Linked DNA regions of Homo sapiens: region 1 is linked to region 2. A link is an interaction called in ENCODE POLR2A ChIA-PET data of the cell type or tissue named here. Cell type or tissue: GM12878. All regions are shown on one strand. Links, peaks and the distances in the headings refer to the core of each region. The heading gives the core; the rest is flanking DNA.

Region 1 (8,335 bases), core at 11-8,010, 290 kb before region 2:
ATTTACAATGCATTTACCCTTTGACTTGGTTGGTCAAATTTCCAGGTCAAATTTGACCATTGATAATTAGTGATGTTGAACATTTTTTTCATGTTTCTTGGCCATTTGAATATATTCTTTGGGGAATTGTCTATTCACATCTTTTGCCCACTTTTCGATGGGATTATTTGTTTTTTTCTTGCTGATTTGTTTGAGGTCCTTGTAGATCCTGGATATAAGTCCTTTGTTGGATGCATAGTTTGCAAATATTTTCCCCCACTCTGTGGGTTCTCTGTTTTACTCTACTGATTATTTCTTTTGCTGTGCAGAAACTTTTCAGTTTTATTAGGTCCCATCTATTTATCTTTGTTTTTGTTGCATTTGGTTTTGGGTTCTGGGTCATGAACTCTTTGCCTAAGCCAATGTCTAGAAGAGTTTTTCTGATGTTATCTTCTAGAATTTTTATGGTTTCAGGTCTTAGATTTAAGTCTTTTATCCATCTTGAGTTGATTTTTGTATAACGTGAGAGATGAGGATCCAACTTCATTCTTCTGCATGTGGCTAACCAATTATCCCAGCACCATTGTTGAATAGGATGTCTTCTTCCCACTTTATGTTTTTGTTTGCTTTGTCAAAGGTCAGTTGGCTGTAAGTATTTGGCTTTATTTCTGGGTTCTCTATTCTGTTCCATTGGCCTATGTGCCTATTTTCACACCAGTACCATGCTGTTTTGGTGGCTATAGTCTTGTAGTGTAGTTTGAAGTCTGGTAATGTGATGCCTCCAGATTTGTTCTTTTTGCTTAGTCTTGCTTTAGCTATGAGGTCTCTTTTTTGCTTCCATATAATTTTAGGATTGTTTTTTCTAGTTCTGTGAAAAATATTGATGGTATTTTGATGGGAATTGCATCGAATTTGTAGATTGTTTTTGGCAGTATAGTCATTTTCACAATATTGATTCTACCCATCCATGAGCATGGGATGTGTTTTCATTTGTTTGTGTCATCTATGATTTTTCAGCAGCGTTTTATAGTTTTCCTTGTAGAGATCTTTCACCTCCTTGGTTAGGTATATTGCTAAATATTTTATTTTATTTTGCAGTTGTTGTAAAAGGGGTTGAGTTATTGATTTGCTTCTCAGCTTGGTCATTGTTGTATATTGGTGTATAACAGTGTTACTGATTTGTGTACATTTATTTTGTATCCTAAAATTTTGCTGAATTCATTTATCAGCTCTAGGAGCTTTTTGGATTAATCTTTAGGGTTTTCTAGGTATACAATCATATCATTGGCAAACAGTGATAGTTTGACTTCCCCTTTACTGGTTTGGATGCCCTTTATTTCTTTCTCTTGTCTGATTGCTCTGGCTAGGACTTCTAGTACTCTGTTGAACAGAAGTGGTGAAAGTGGGCATCCTTGTCTCATTCCAGTTCTCAGGGGGAATGCTTTCAACTTTTCCCCATTCAGTATAATGTTGGCTGTGGGTTTGTCATAGACAGCTTTTATTACTTTGAGGTATGTTCCTTCTATGCCAATTTTGCTGAGGGTTTTAATCATAAAGGTGCTGGATTTTGTCAACTGCTTTTTCTGCATCTCTTGAGATGATCATAGGGCTTTTGCTTTTAATTCTGTTTATGTGATGCATCACATTTATTAACTTGCATATGTTAAATCATCCCTGCATCCCTAGTATGAAACCCACTCAATCACGGTGTGTTATCTTTTTGATATGCCATTGGATTTGGTTAGCTAGTATTTTTTTTTAGGATGTTTGCATCTATGTTCATTAGGGATATTGGCCTGTGGTTTTCTTTTTTTGTTATGTCCTTTCCCAGTTTTGGTATTAAGGTGATACTGGTTTCATAGAATGATTTAGGGAGGAGTCCCTGTTTCTCTGTCTTTTGGAATAGTTTCAGTAAGATTGGTACCAATTCTTCCTTGAATGCCTGATAGAATTCATCTGTGAATCCATCAGGACCTGGCCTTTTTTTGTTACTGTTGGAAATTTTTAAATTACTGTTTCAATCTCTCTACTTGTTATTGTTCTGTTCAGTTTCTACTTCTTCCTATTTCTATTTAATCCAGGAGGGTTGTATATTTACAGAAATTTATCCATCTTCTCTAAATTTTCCAGTTTGTGTGCATAAAGGTGTTCATAGTAGCCTTGAATGATCTTTTTTTATTTCTGTGGTATTGGTTGTAATATCTCTTGTTTTGTTTCTAACTGAGCTTATTTGGATCTTCTCTCCTTTTCTTGGTTAATCTCACCAATGGTCTATCAATTTTTTTATCTTTTCAAAGAACCAGCTTTTTATTTCTTCTATCTTTTGTATTTTTTGTTTCAATTTCATTTAGTTCTGCTCTGATCTTTGTTATTTATTTTATTCTGCTGGGTTTGGGTTTGGTTTGTTATTGTTTCTCTAGTTCCTTGAGGTCTGACCTTAGATTGTCTATTTGTGCTCTTTTAGACTTTTTGATATAAGCATTTAATGCTATGAACTTTCCTCTTAGCACCACTTTTGCTGTGTCCCAGAGGTTTTGATAAGTTGTGTCACTATTATCTTTCAGTTCAAAGAATTGTTTAATTTCCATCTTGATTTCATTATTGACCCAAAGATCATTCAGGAGCAGATTATTTAATTTCCGTGTATTTGTATAGTTTTGAGGGTTCCTTTTGGAGTTACTTTCCAACTTTATTCTACTGTGTTCTGAGAGGGTACTTGATATAATTTCAATCTTCTTAATTTTATTGAGACTTGTTTTGTGGCTTATGATATTGTCTATCTTGGAGAATTTTCCATGTGCAGTTGTTGGGTAGAATGTTCCGTAAATATCTGTTAAGTTCACTTGTTCTGAGGTATAATTTAAGTCCATTGGTCTTTTGTTGACTTCCTGTCTTGATGACCTGTCTTTGCTGTCAGTGGAGTACTGAAGTCCACCACTTCAGCAGGGTTGTTCTGTCATGAATTGCTGTAACGTCCTGAGCTGGTTGGCCTCCAGCCAGGAGGTGGCACTTTTGAGAGAGCACTAGAGCTTTTGGCCTGTCTCATGGAATTTGCAGCAGCCTGCTGCTGCTTTCAAAGGATCTGTGATTTCTTTCAGTTTTCCTAGTACACTCCTGCGGTGGTTCCTGGAGCAAAAGTCCATGACAGGAGTTTCCATACACTGTTCTGTCCATACAAATGGGAGCTGCACGTCAGCCCTATCTCCTATCCGCCATCTTCCCTCACCAATTTTTTTGACTTCAACAATAAATCATCAGCCTAATGTAGGTGGGCTCTACCACTTACAGCAAGTGCACGTTACTGTTCGGGTAAACCAAACTCAAATCATGGTGGAAGGTAAAAGGGAAGCAAGGCACATCTTCACAGGGCCAGAGAAGAAAGAAGAGAGCCAGAAATTATTATGTGAGATAATAAAATGTATTTATTGTATAAACTATTTCAAATTGGTTTTTCTGTTATTTGTAGATGAAAATATCATTTATAGGTTTCTTATTTATTTTTCTTATTTTATTGCATTGACTAGATCATCCAGTTTGGTGTTGTCTAGCAGCATGAAAGCAAGCATCCTTGTCCCATTCCTGAGGTAATAGGATTACCTCTAAATTCACCACAAAGTATGGTGACAGCCATAGGTTTTTGGTAGGCCCCTTAATTAAGATAGGAAATTTCCCTTCTATAGCAAGCTACTGCAAGTCTTTTAAAAATCTTAACAGGGGTTAAATTTTGTCAATTTTTTTTAGTATTTATTGATATAATCAGATGCTTTAATTTGTGCATGTAGCGAATTATGTAAACTTTCTTTTTGCTTATTACTATTATTATTTTTTTTTTAGAGACTGGGTCTCACTATTTTGCCCAGACTAGTCTTGAACTCCTGGGCTCAAGCAATCCTCGGCCTCCCATAGTGTTGGGATTACAGGCATGAGCCACCTTGAGGGCCCAATGTATTTGTTTATATCAACATTCAGCTTTCTGTGCCAATAATGCTCCTGCAAACATTGTGAGTGTTCCTAAAACTCAGTGGATTTTCTGTAAGAAGTGTGGCAAGCACCAACCCCACAAAGTGACACAGTACAAGAAGGGCAAGAATTGTCTATATGCCCAGGGAAAACAGCCTTATGATGGGAAGCATAGTGGCTATGATGGACAGACTAAGCGGATTTTCCAAAAAAAGGCTAAAACTACAAAGAAGACAGTGCTAAGGCTTGAGCGCGTTGAGCCCAACTGCATATCTAAGAGAATGCTGGCTATTAAGATATGCGAGCATTTTGAACTGGGAGGAGATAAGAAGAAAAGGGGGGCCAAGTGATATAGTTCTGAGTATCATCTTTTGTTTTATTATGAAGACAATCAAATCTTGAGTTTATGTTAAAAAAAAAAAGATTCAGTTAAGATTCATACATGCAATCGAGTGATGTTTTTTAGGTAACTCTTAGTCTGTAATCCTCCCTGACCACACACACAAATACACACTTTCTTTTTTGCTTGGAATATATATTTTGGGTCATTTGTTCTGTAGAATTTCCTGCAGACTGGATTTTGCTGATTATCTTTCTGTGATAGTGTTTAACATGTTCCTCAGTTCCCTGTTTTTTTTTTAATAGAAAGTGGCCAATAAGGGTTTTTTAAAAAAATTATTTCATTTCCATATTCATAAACTTGAGTATATTTGAAGTGTTTTAATCATTGCAATTATCATTTTTATTAATGCATGATTGCTGCATCTTTAGCCAGTAGGAGCCTCTTCAAGTTGTTTCCTAAGTAGTTTTGACACTCTCTGTAGTCTTCAGCTTTCTTGCCTCAGATATGACATGTTGGTCCAGGCTCCTCTTGTATATTTCTTGTCCCAGACCTGGAATCAGCCTTTTTTCAAGTGAACATTGATTTCATGTGTATGTGTGAAACGATGTTTAGAAACTATTATCTAGCTACCAGGGGTGCTGACTACTACTGGGTAGATCCACTTTCTAAACCTTCCTTGAATTCCATTTTATCTGATTTAAATATAATCACACATTTTTTCATTGAAATATCCTTTTCCATCACTTTATTTTCAAACTTCTCAGATGATTTTGTTTTAGATGTGTCTCTTATAATGTTTAAGTTTTCAAACATCCAATCTAAAATTCTCCTTTTATCCATGGGCTTAACCCAATCATATTTAATGTGATATTGAGACATCTGAACTATTCCTCTCATTTTATTTGTCTTTTCTACTTGTCCTGGATTTTTTTAATTTCCTTTTGTCTTTTGCAAAATTGGTGAGTTTTCTTCATCTTATTTTGTCCTTCTCAAAATTTAAAACTTGCACCTGTTACTACTTCTAGTGGTTATCCTAACTTATATGAGTTTTACAATAAATTTTACTGATTTCTTCAATAAGATACTGTTTCGTGTATTTCTCTTCTTCTTGTTTGTTTTGTTTTGTTTTTGTTTTCTGGTTAAGTTCATTCTCTCTTAATTCATTGTGGATGGTAAATTTTCCAGATCCTTGAATATTTATAAATGTATTTTTTTTTTGCATTTACACTTAAATAATAGTTTAGATGGGTATAGAATTCTAGATTTGTGGCTGGGCACAGTGGCTCACGCCCGTAATCCCAGCACTTTGGGAGGTCGAGGTGGGTGGATCACGAGGTCAGGAGATCAAGACCATCCTGGCTAACACGGTGAAACCCCGTCTCTACTAAAAATACAAAAAATTAGGTGGGCGTGGTGGTGGGCGCCTGGAGTCCCAGCTACTTGGGAGGCTGAGGCAGAAGAATGGTGTGAACCCAGGAGGTGGAGCTTTCAGTGAGCCGAGATCACACCACTGCACTCCAGCCTGGGCGACAGAGAGAGACTCCGTCTCAAAAAAAAAAAAAAAAAAAAATAGAATTCTAGGTTTGTAACCATGTTCTCTCAAAATGTTGAAGATGTATTTTATATTGCCTTCTTGTATGCAATGCATTTTTACTGAGAATTCTGATATTAGTCTTTGCAGAAAAAATTTTAAAAATCTTTGGATGCTTTTAGAATTTCTCCTTACACTTGTTCTAAAATTTCACTGTGTGTATCTAAGTGTAGTCATTTCTATTCATCCTACTCAGTTTTCAACCTGAAGATTTGTGCTTTTATTCAACTCTGGAAATTTTTCTTTTAATATGTTTTTAATTTTTCCTCTCTCTCATATTTTCTGCTTTTATTTTCTTCTGGAATGTGAATTGATAGATTTGGGAGCTTCTGGTTCTACCCTCCATGTTTCTAAACATTTCTTTCATAATTTTTCTCTGTCCTGTTATACTACATTCTGGGAGAATCCCTCAGCTATTGTTTCCAGCTCAATAAACAGCTCTTCATTTGTATTCATTTTACCATTTCCCTCTCTTCTGAATACTTTTCACTTCCAAGATCTCTATTTGATACTTTTTCATAATTTCCTCCTTGTCTTATGGATTCAATTGTCTTTTATCCCTGTGATGAAAGGTTCATTATACTTCTCTTAAAATCCCCTTCTGTGAGTTCTATGATCTGTTTCTCAGGTACTAGTCATTTGTTTCATTTTGTTCTTCTCTTTTACGATGTGTTAGTAATTCTTGGCTCTGTGCACATCTTTTCCTTTGAGATTCTCTGTTGCCCCAACTATGGGAGCTATTTATTGCAGCCTTCTTCCAGCAACTGTAGAGGAAGATGATGGGGATGGGCCTATATGTAGCCTTCTGAGTCTGAAGAGACTGTTTCTTCTGGGTGTCAGCAGCCTACTAAGACATTGCCTAGGGACATAAGGATTTCCCCTCACTTCTGAGAGCAGAGATACCTCTGCTAGCCACTGCATGCACAAAGTAGAAAGTGGGAAGGGGCAGAAGTATCAGGCTTCTCCTACCCAAGTGTACAGTACTGGGTTAAAAATAGTAACCCTGCACAATTCATGTTCACCCAGAATCTTATTTGGAAATAGTGTCTTTACACAGAGACTTGGTGTCTGTGTCCAAATCACTATCTCTGTCTTCCCAGTGGGGAGAAGACCATGTGAAGACAGAGATTAGAGTGATGCATGCACAAGCCAAGCCATGCCAGAGACTGACAGTAACCACCTGAAACTAGAGCCTTCAGAGAGAGCAGGTGCCTGCTGACACCTTGATTTTGGACTTCCAGCCTTCAAAACTATAAGAGAATAAATATCTATTGTTTAAGCGTCCCAGTTTGTGGTACTTTGTGATGGATGCCCAAGGAAACTGATACACCAAGTAATCCTACCAATCACTCTTGCCCCACTCTCCACCCCATTTTTCATCTTTCCAATTTTTAACTGTAAGATTCTCAAGTTCATGATAATGTAGAAGCCTTTTCCATCTCTCTTGTAGGTGACAATAACAAATTGACCCGATATCACCCCCTACTTTTAGCCAAGAGAAAGAAATTTACCACAAGACAGTCTTTCCTACTTGGTGTACTTGCAGTTGAAACTCAGTGTTCCCTCCTAGACATCAGGTCATTGTGATTCAACTCTTTGAGTCTCAGTTGATTCATCTAGAAAATAAGAATGATAATACTACCTCCTACCCAACAGAATTATCATGAAGATCCATAAAGATGAGTGTCTTCGTCCATTTTCTATTGCCCTTTTTTTTTTTTTGTCTCGCTCTGTCAGCCAGGCTAGAGTGCAGTAATGCCATCTCAGCTCACTGCAACTTCCCCCTTCTGGGTTCAAGCAATTCTCGTGGCTCAGTCACCTGAGTATCTGGGATTACAGGCATGTGCCACCATGCCCAGCTAATTTTTGTATTTTTAGTAAGGAGGTTGTTTGCCAGGCTGGTCTCAAACTCCTGGCCACAAGTGATCCACTCACCTTGACCTCCCAAAGGGCTGGAATTATAGGCGTGAGCTACCGTGCCCAGCCCATTTTCTGTTGGTTATAACAGAATACCTGAATCTGGGTAATTTATAAAGAAAAAAAAATATTTCTTATAGTTATGGAGGCTGAGAAGTCCAAGGTCAAGGGGCCACATCTGGTGAGGGCCTTCTTGCTGGTGAGGACTCTGCAGAGCCCCAAGGTGGCATAGGGCATCACATGGCGAGGGGGCTGAGCATGCTAGTTCAGGTCTCTCTTCCTCTTCTAATAAAGCCACCAGTCCTACTCCCAGGATAGCCCGTTAATCCATTAACCCACCGATCAACTAATCCCTTCATGAGAGCAGAGACCTCATAACCCAGTCACCTCTTAAAGACCCCCTCCTCAATATTGCCATGTTGTGGATTAAATTCCAACAAAGTTTTGGAGGAAATAAATATTCCAACCATAGCAATAAGTTTGGTAAAGCCTCTTGCAACAGAGCCTGACGCAGAGTTGGGGCATTATATTTTCCTTATGCTAAG
Region 2 (8,335 bases), core at 286-8,285:
CTTTTACATATGTATTTTGGAGGTGGAATCAGAAGGATTTGCTTAATGGGTTGGCTGTGGAGGGAGAGGGAGGAATCAAGGGTGCCTTCAGGTTGCAGGCTCCAGCCTTGGGCTGCTGATGGTACCATTTGCTGGTTGGAGAAGACTGGAGGAGGAACAGGTGGAGAGGAGTGGGTAGCAAGAGTTCTGTGTAAATACTTGGGAGGCATCCAAGCGGAGAGTTAAGTAGGCACTGAATATTTAAGTTGAGCTGAGGGGAGTGATCTAGACTGGACATAAATTTTGGGAGTCACTAGTATACAGATGGCATGTCATGGAACTGATTGAGATTGTTTGTGGCCTTAAGATCAAGCCCTGCGAGACTGGAGTAATAAAACTCTGGTCTCCCACACAGCCAGCTCTGTGTGGGGAAAAAAAAAAGCCCTAAAACACTAACAACGGCTAAAGCTTGGGCAAAGGAGACTGAAAAGGTTCAGCCATTAAAGTGGGAGAGTATTTTATTATTTTCAAGAAAGAGGGAATGGTCACCTCTGTCAAATGCTGCTGAGAAGTTACACAATGAGAATAGAGAAATGTCTATTTGGATTTGACAACATGATGGTGACTGTTTTGACAAGTGGTCCAAGCCACATTGGGATGCTTCGAAGAGAGAATAGGAAGTGAGGTGAATATCGACAGCTCGTTAGGGAAATTTTGCTGCTGTAAAGTGGAGAGAAGCAGCTTAGTGGCTTCAGAGGGAGATGGGGTCAAAGAAGAGGGCTTTTTTTTTTTTTTAATTTTTTTTTAAGACAAGATGTCACTCAGTCATCCAGGTTGGAGTGCAATGGTGCAAATTACGGCTTACCACAGACTCAACCTACTGGGCTCAAGTGATCCTCCTACCTCAGCCTCTCCTGAGTAGCTGGGACCACAGGTGTGCACCACTGTAACCCAACTAATTAAAAAAAAATTTTTTTTATAGAGACAGGGTCTCCCTATGTAAAGAAGAAGGCTTTTCTTTTAAACAATGGGAACTAGATAGGCTAATGAGAATATTTAATAGAGAAGGTGAGACTAATCCAGAAGAGAGACCAAGACTACCAAGGGAGCAGCATTCTTTTTTTTTTTTTTTTTTTTGGAGACAGTTTTGCTCTTGTTGCCCAGGCTGGAGTGCAGTGGCGCAATCTCAGCTCACTGCAACCTCCACCTCTTGGGTTCAAGCAATTCTCCTGCCTCAGCCTCCCAAGTAGCTAGAATTACAGGTATGCACCACCACACCCAGCTAATTTTGTATTTTTAGTAGAGACGGGTCCACCATGTTAGCCAGGCTGGTCTCGAACTCCTGACCTCAGGTGATCCACGCACCTAGGCCTCCCAAAATGTTGGGATTATAGGTGTGAGCCACCATGCCTGGCCGGGAGCAGCATTCTTAAGGAATTCAAGACACAGGAAGAACACTTGCCTTTAGTGGGAGCAAGACAACGCAGTGTGGCAGAAGACAAAGAATGGGGGCACAAGTGCAAGGTGAATTGGAGGTAGAATATAGGACTTAACTTTCTGACGGCTTCTGTTTTCTCAGTGAAGTCTGAGGCAAGGCCGGTGACTTAAACAAAGAAGGGGTAGTGGATAATTTCAGGAAAGATGGACACTTCACCTTGAGCAACAGGACAAGGAACTGAGTAACTGGGAAACAAGGTAGTTTCAATGCTGGGCATTGTTGAATCCCTTGCCGTGGCTTGGGGCCATGAATTTAAGGTGAAACCAGTCAGCTGAGTTAGTTGTGTGATTTTTTTTTTTCTCCTAGCAACATTCAGCTGTTATGAGGGCAGCGAAGAGCAGGCAGGTGATCAGTTCACCCAAAATTCGTGTTTTGCCCTGCAGGTTTGACAGAGGAGAAGCAGTGCCAGAGGCTTGAGAGTAGTTGCAAGGGGGTGATTTTGATGATGAACCTTGAAATGTTAGCTGAGTAGGAAAGCAAGAGAAGAATCAGAGTGGGGGCCATGAAAATCATTACTGGCTTAAAGTGAGTTAATGGGCGCAGAGTTTCAGTTTGGGAAGATGAAAAATTTCTAAAGCTGGATAGGGCTCTTGGTTTCACAGCAATGTGAATGTATGTAATGCCACTCAACCAAACACTTTTAAATATTTAAAATTCAGTAACTCTATAGAGAAATAAAGGGTTTTCCCAATCCTGGAAAAAAATGGTTAAAATTGTAAATCTTACATATATTTTACCATAGTAAAAAATGAATTAGGCTGGGCCCATGGCTCACACCTACAATCCCAGCACTTTGGGAGGCTGAGGCAGGCAAATCGTTTGAGGCCAGGAGTTCAAAACCAGCCTGGCCAACATGGCAAAACTCATCTCTACTAAAAATACAAAGAAAATAGCCAGGCATGGTGGCACACACCTGTAATCCCAGCTACTCAGGAGGCTGAGGCATGAGAATTGCTTGAACCTGGAAGGCAGACATTGGAGTGAGCTGAGATCTTCCCACTGCACTCCAGCCTGGGTGACATAGCTAGACTGTCTCAAAAAAAAAAAAAAAAAGAATGAACACTTAAATATTTGTGGCAGATAGAGGTGTTATTTGCATATGGAAGAAAATTGCTTTAGAAATGAAATTTCAGATTACTGAAACTAAAGAGAAAGTATCTCTTCTTATCATGGTACCAAGCTTGAGGGTGCATAAGTCACCTATAGACGTAGAGATTGTAGTATAGGACCTGGGAATATTACATTATTTGCTCCCATGTTTACTGTTTTGTTCTAAGCCTTTAGCACAGCATTCAAAACAAGTTGAGCACTCAGTAAACATTTGCTGACTCAGTACTTGGAGAACCTAGGTAGAGTAGAATGATGGGAATCAAAAGGAAAACAGTATTCTGTTAGAGATCAGCAATATCTTACACTAGTAGAGGGATCTGTGAGAAAAAGAATCAAGACCATTGAATGTGTGGCGGCTTATAGCATTTGACATTCTGATCTGTGCACGTGATGAGAAAAAAAGTCTGATTACAGAACAGGGAAGGAGAGAAATAAGCATTGAGTTTCATTTTTTGTTTGTTTTTGAGACAGGTTCTCACTGTTACCCAGCCTGGAGTGCAGTGGTACAATTGTAGCTCACTGCAGCCTGGACCTCCTGGGATCAAGGGATTCCCCCAACCTCAGCCTCCCAAGTAGCTGGGACTATAGAAATGCAACACCATGCCCAGATAATTTAATTTTTTTTTTTTTTTTTTTTTTTTTGTAGAGACAGGGGTTTCTCTTTGTCACCCAGGCTGGCCTCAAACTCCTGGGCTCAAGCAGTCTTCCCACCTTTCCCTCCCAAAGTGCTGGGATTACAGGCGTGAGCCACTGCATCCTGCCGAGAAAATCATTTTTTATTTAAATAATGTCAAATGGAAGTATGTAGCACCCCCCCCCCACCTTCTTTTCCCCTTTCTTTCCTCTTTGAGTCTGCTGTCATTCCCTTTTTCATGAGTTTTCTCTGCTCCCCAAATAGGCTAAACAATAACCGTAAAGTGAGATTAGAGAAAATAAGAATGGAGTAGATGATGGAATTCAAAATAGCTGTCTACATTCTTCACTGAGAAAGATAGCTTTGAGTTAAAGGTGAGAGGAGCAAATCTGGGGAAAAACGGGTGAAACGGCATGATTTAAGTAGCATACCAGATGCGTTTCTGCATGGCATGGCTCTTGCTTGATGAATAATGTTCTGTATAGTAGAAGAGGAAAATACAGTGAGTGAAGGAGCTGGCAGAAGGTGGGCTGGGGGAGTTGGGGAAGAGTGAAATGAGTATGGAGAGGTGAGAGAGCTGACTGCAAAGGCATGTGGGGTGTGGATTTTAAAAGGAAAGCCCTGAGGTGGAAATCACTAACATGGTGCCTGGCTACAAGCAGAGGGAGCTCAGGACTTGACTGTGCTGGGGGTGGCCTGCCCTTTTGTAGTGCAGTTGAGGAGAGCTCAGGGGCTGTCAGAATGCTGTGTGGGAAGGTGGAGGATGAAAGAGGACCTGGGAGCAGCAACTTTGTTCTGGTTTGTTGTTTTCTCTTCCCTACCTCGTATGTACTCCCACTCAGGAAAAGATCCTGAGACCTCTCTGTACCAGATCCTCTTATACCCAGGTTCTCCTTAATCCCAATCAACTTTAATCTATAAAGTTACGATTTGTTTACTTATAAATTTATTTTTAATAAAGTTGTGAAACCGAACATGTTCTGTTTTTGTGGGTTATTTGGCTCTCTTATCTTGCAAACACATTAAACACTTAACATTACTTAAAATTAAAGCCCTGAGTCTGAGAATGTGAGAGAATAAGATATGAAAGATATTGCCTTTCTAGAAATGGTTTATTTCAGTTGAACCCAAATCCAGGACACTTTTTTTCATTAGGAGTTGAACTTTGTGTCCTGGCCTGAAATGGAAACATTTTCACAGGGAAGAAAATGAGGGGGAAAAGAAATAATATTTGTTAAACCTTCACCTTGTTTGAGACCCTGATGGGTTCTAATGGGTTTGGTTTTTGTTTTTGTTTTTTGAGATGAGAACTCACTATGTTGCACAGGCGTGTCTCAAACTCCTGGGCTCAAGCGGTCTTCTCACCTCGGCCTCCCAAAGTGCTAGGACTATAGGTGTGAACCACTGCACCTGGCCTCTGATGGGTTTTTAGTAAATACAGTCATGTGTCATTTAATCACAGGGATAGGTTCTGATGAATGCATCGTTAGGTGATTTCATTGTGTACAAACACCATAGAGTGCTCTTACGCAAACCAATATGGTATAACCTACCACACACCTAGGCTATATGATATAGCCTATTCCTCCTGTATTGTAAACCTGTACAGCATGTGACTGTACCTGGATACTGTAGGTAACTGTAACTGTATTTGTGTATCAACATATCTAAACATGGTACAGTAAAAATATGATACAAAAGAAAAAAATGGTGCACCTGTATAGGGCAGTTACCATGAATGAAGCTTGGAGGACTGGAAGTTGGTCTGGGTGAGTCAGTGAGTGGTGAAAGAATGTGAAGGCCTAGGACACTGTGCACTACTGTGAACTTAATAAACACCATACACTTAGGCTACATTAAGCTTATAAAATATTTTTCCTTCCTCAATAATAAGCTTAGCTTACTGTAACTTTTTTTCTTATGAACATTTTTGGTTTTTTTCTGAGACAGTATCTTGGTCACCCAGGGTTGAAGTCCAGTGGCGTGATCATAGCTGCAGCCTCCATCTCGTGGGTTCAAGCAGCCCTCTCACCTCAGCCTCTACTGAGTAGCTGGGATTACATGCATGTACCACCATGCCCAGCTAATTTTTTTTTTTTTTTAAATGTAGAGATGAGTTCTTGCTATGTTGCCCAAGCTGGTCTCAAACTCCTGGCCTCAAGCAGTCCTCCTGCCTCAGCCTCCCACAGTGTTGGGATTACAGGTGTAAGCCACTCCGCTTGGCCTAGATTTCATTTAACCCTGAGACTTTTTAGAAGTGCAAATAAGTATATTTAGAAATTGATGCTGAGTGTGGTGGCTTATGCTTGTAATCCCGCACTTTGGGAGGCCGAAGTAGGTGAATCACTTGAGGTCAGGAATTTGAGACCAGCCTGGCCAACATGAAGAAACCCCATCTCTACTAAAAATACAAAAATTAGCCAGGTGTGGTGGCAGGTACCTGTAATCCCAGCTATTCTGGAGGCTGAGGCACAAGAATTGTTTGAATCTGGGAGGCGGAGGTTGCAGTGAGCCAAAATCGTGCCACTGCACTCCAGACTGGGCGACGAGAGTGAAACTCTGTCACAAAGAAAAAGAAAAAAAGGAGAAAGAAATTGGCTGGCTGGTTTATTTTATTTATTTTTTGAGATGGAATCTCACTCTGTTGCCCAGGCTGGAGTGCAGTGGCACAATCTCAGCTCACTGCAAACTCCACCTCCCGGGTTTAAGTGATTCTTGTGCCTCAGCCTCCCCAGTAGCTAGGATTTACAAGCGCATGCCACCATGCCCAGCTAATTTTTTTTTTTTTTTTTTTTTTTTTTTTTTTTTTTTTTTGAGACAGAGTCTCGCTCTGTTACCCAGACTGGAGTGCATTGGCGTGATCTCAGCTCACTGCAAGCTCTGCCTCCCAGGTCCATGCCATTCTCCTGCCTCAGCCTCCCGAGTAGCTGGGATTACAGACCCAGCTAATTTTTTTTTTTTTTTTTTTTTTTTTTTTTGTATTTTTAGTAGAGACGGGGTTTCACTGTGTTAGCCAGGATGGTCTCAATCTCCTGACCTCATGATCCACCCGCCTCGGCCTCCCAAAGTGCTGGGATTACAGGTGTGAGCCACCATGCCTGGCTGCTAATTTTTGTATTTTTAGTAGAGATGGGGTTTCACCAGTTGGCTAGTCTGGTCTCCAACTCCTAACTTCAAGTGATCCACCAGCCTTGGCCTCCCAAAGTGCTGGGATTACAGGCGTGAGCCACCGCGCCTGACCAGGTTGGTTTATTCTTATTTTCCATTTGTATTGTGATTCTCCAAATCTGTGAGAGTTTTAGGATGGAGAAATCTGTGAAAGTCAACCCCTTTTCTCTAGGTGTAATCACACAACATGAAGGTTTACAACTGGGATGTTTTTGGCGCTACTTCTATGCGTAGGCCTCAAGATGACTTTTTTTTTTTTTTTTTTTTTTTTGAGACAGGGTCTTGCTCTGTTGCCCGGGCTGGAGTACAGTGGCCCCATCTCAGCTCACTGAAGCTTCACTAGTAGCTGGGACTACAGGTGCACACCATCATGCCTGGATAATTTTTGTATTTTTGTAGAGACAGGGTTTCCCCATGTTGTCCAGGCTTGTCTCGAACTCCTGGACAAGATGACATTTTTATTTTTATTTTTATTTTTATTTTTATTTTTATTTTTAAAATGTAAAACTATGTTACTTGTTTATAAATCAGATTAAAAGAAAAAATTTGAGACAGGGGCTCGCTGTGTTGCCCAAGCTGGTCTTGAACTCCTGAGCTACAGTCATCTTCCTGCCTCAGCCTCCCAGATAGCACGGATTACAGGCATGAGCCACCGCTCCTAGCTACTATAAATCTGACTTTATATGTCACATGATGTACCTAGAATTTATTTTTTTACAGCATGTGTGATAGAGATAAAGCAATCTGACAGTTAATTTCAAAAGAGAATAATACAAAGAAAAATGACATTTGGGTAACCATGTTGTTTAAAAAAAAGGCTCAAGTGCTTTAACTTAGAAATGCAGAACATATTCTGTTACATAAAATACTTAATGCCGGACAAAATTCACTTACTCTGTGTGTGTGTGTGTGTGTGTGTGTGTGTGTGTGTGTGTGTGTTTGGCTATGTACCCATGACCTTGAACTCCTGGAGTCAAGTAATCCTCCTGCTTCCCCTGCCAAGTAGTTGAGACTACAGGTGTACTCCACCATGCCTGGCTCTATTTTATATATTTTATAAGTACTAATATATTATTCTCTGTTCTTTTTTCATTTGAATTGTCAAGTTTTAAGGCTAAGCTAGACATATCAATTAAGAACTTACTGTAAGTGGCTGGGCACAGTGGCTCACGCCTGTACTCCTAGCAGTTTGCGAGGCTGAGGCGGGCGGATCACTTGAGGCCAGGAGTTCGAGACCAGCCTGGCCAACATGGTGAAACCCCCTCTCTACTAAAAATACAAAAAAAAAAAAAAAAAATAGCCGGGCGTGGTGGCGGGCACCTGTAATCGCAGCTATTCGGGAGGCTGAGACAGGAGGATTGCTTGAACCCGGGAGGCGGAGGTTACAGTGAGCCAAGATCACGCCATTGCAATCCAGCCTGGGCAACAAGAGCAAAACGCCATCTCAAAAAAAAAAAAGAAACTTACCATAAGTCATGCAAGAGTCTATTTACTGATCTCTCCACCAATACTCACAAAGAGAATTACGCATGAACGACAGTCAAGGTAACTGAAAAGATCTACATCTATTGTTAGAAAGTTGTCTAACTTGTTTTCCAAAACTTTCTGCTATTAGATTTAAAAACGTGACAAAAAGTCGGGTGCGGTGGCTCACACCTGTAATCCCAGCACTTTGGGAGGCCAAGACTGGTGGATCACCTGGGTTAGGAGTTCAAGACCAGCCTGGCCAACATGGCGAGACCCCGTCTCTACTAAAAATATAAAAATTAGCTGGGCATAATGGTGCACGCCTGCAATCCCAGCTACTCAGGAGGCTGAGGCACAAGAATTGCTTGAACCTGGGAGGTGGAGGTTGCAGTGTGCCGAGATCGTGCCACTGCACTCCAGCCTGGGCAACAGAGAGCAAGACTCTGTCTCAAATAAATAAATAAATATCTATAAATAAA

Evidence for each region. ChIA-PET counts read pairs that join two places held together with the same protein. Peaks named below come from ENCODE experiments on the same cell type or tissue, not always from the same donor. Only the 100,000 strongest peaks of a DNase experiment are listed, where the experiment ranks them.
Region 1: POLR2A ChIA-PET joins it to region 2 with 5 read pairs; 2 of 35 experiments call an interaction of 5 or more read pairs at or near these places.

Annotation. Positions count from the first base shown.
Region 1 is chr6:42,495,730-42,504,064 of GRCh38, forward strand. It overlaps the pseudogene RPL36AP5. Among named protein-coding and RNA genes, the nearest start is that of TRERF1, 48 kb to the left of the region's middle. RefSeq lists an enhancer at 6,733-6,872. In GM12878, for the core only: no CTCF peak of the experiment used is centred there; no DNase peak of the experiment used is centred there.
Region 2 is chr6:42,787,127-42,795,461 of GRCh38, forward strand. The region is part of intron 1 of BICRAL (BICRA like chromatin remodeling complex associated protein); the gene reads left to right. It overlaps LOC401261 (a long non-coding RNA gene), which reads left to right. Exons shown (of 2, transcript NR_134654.1): 2 at 3,290-4,197. Among named protein-coding and RNA genes, the nearest start is that of BICRAL, 9.2 kb to the left of the region's middle. In GM12878, for the core only: no CTCF peak of the experiment used is centred there; no DNase peak of the experiment used is centred there; H3K4me3 peaks cover 319 bases; H3K27ac peaks cover 2,539 bases.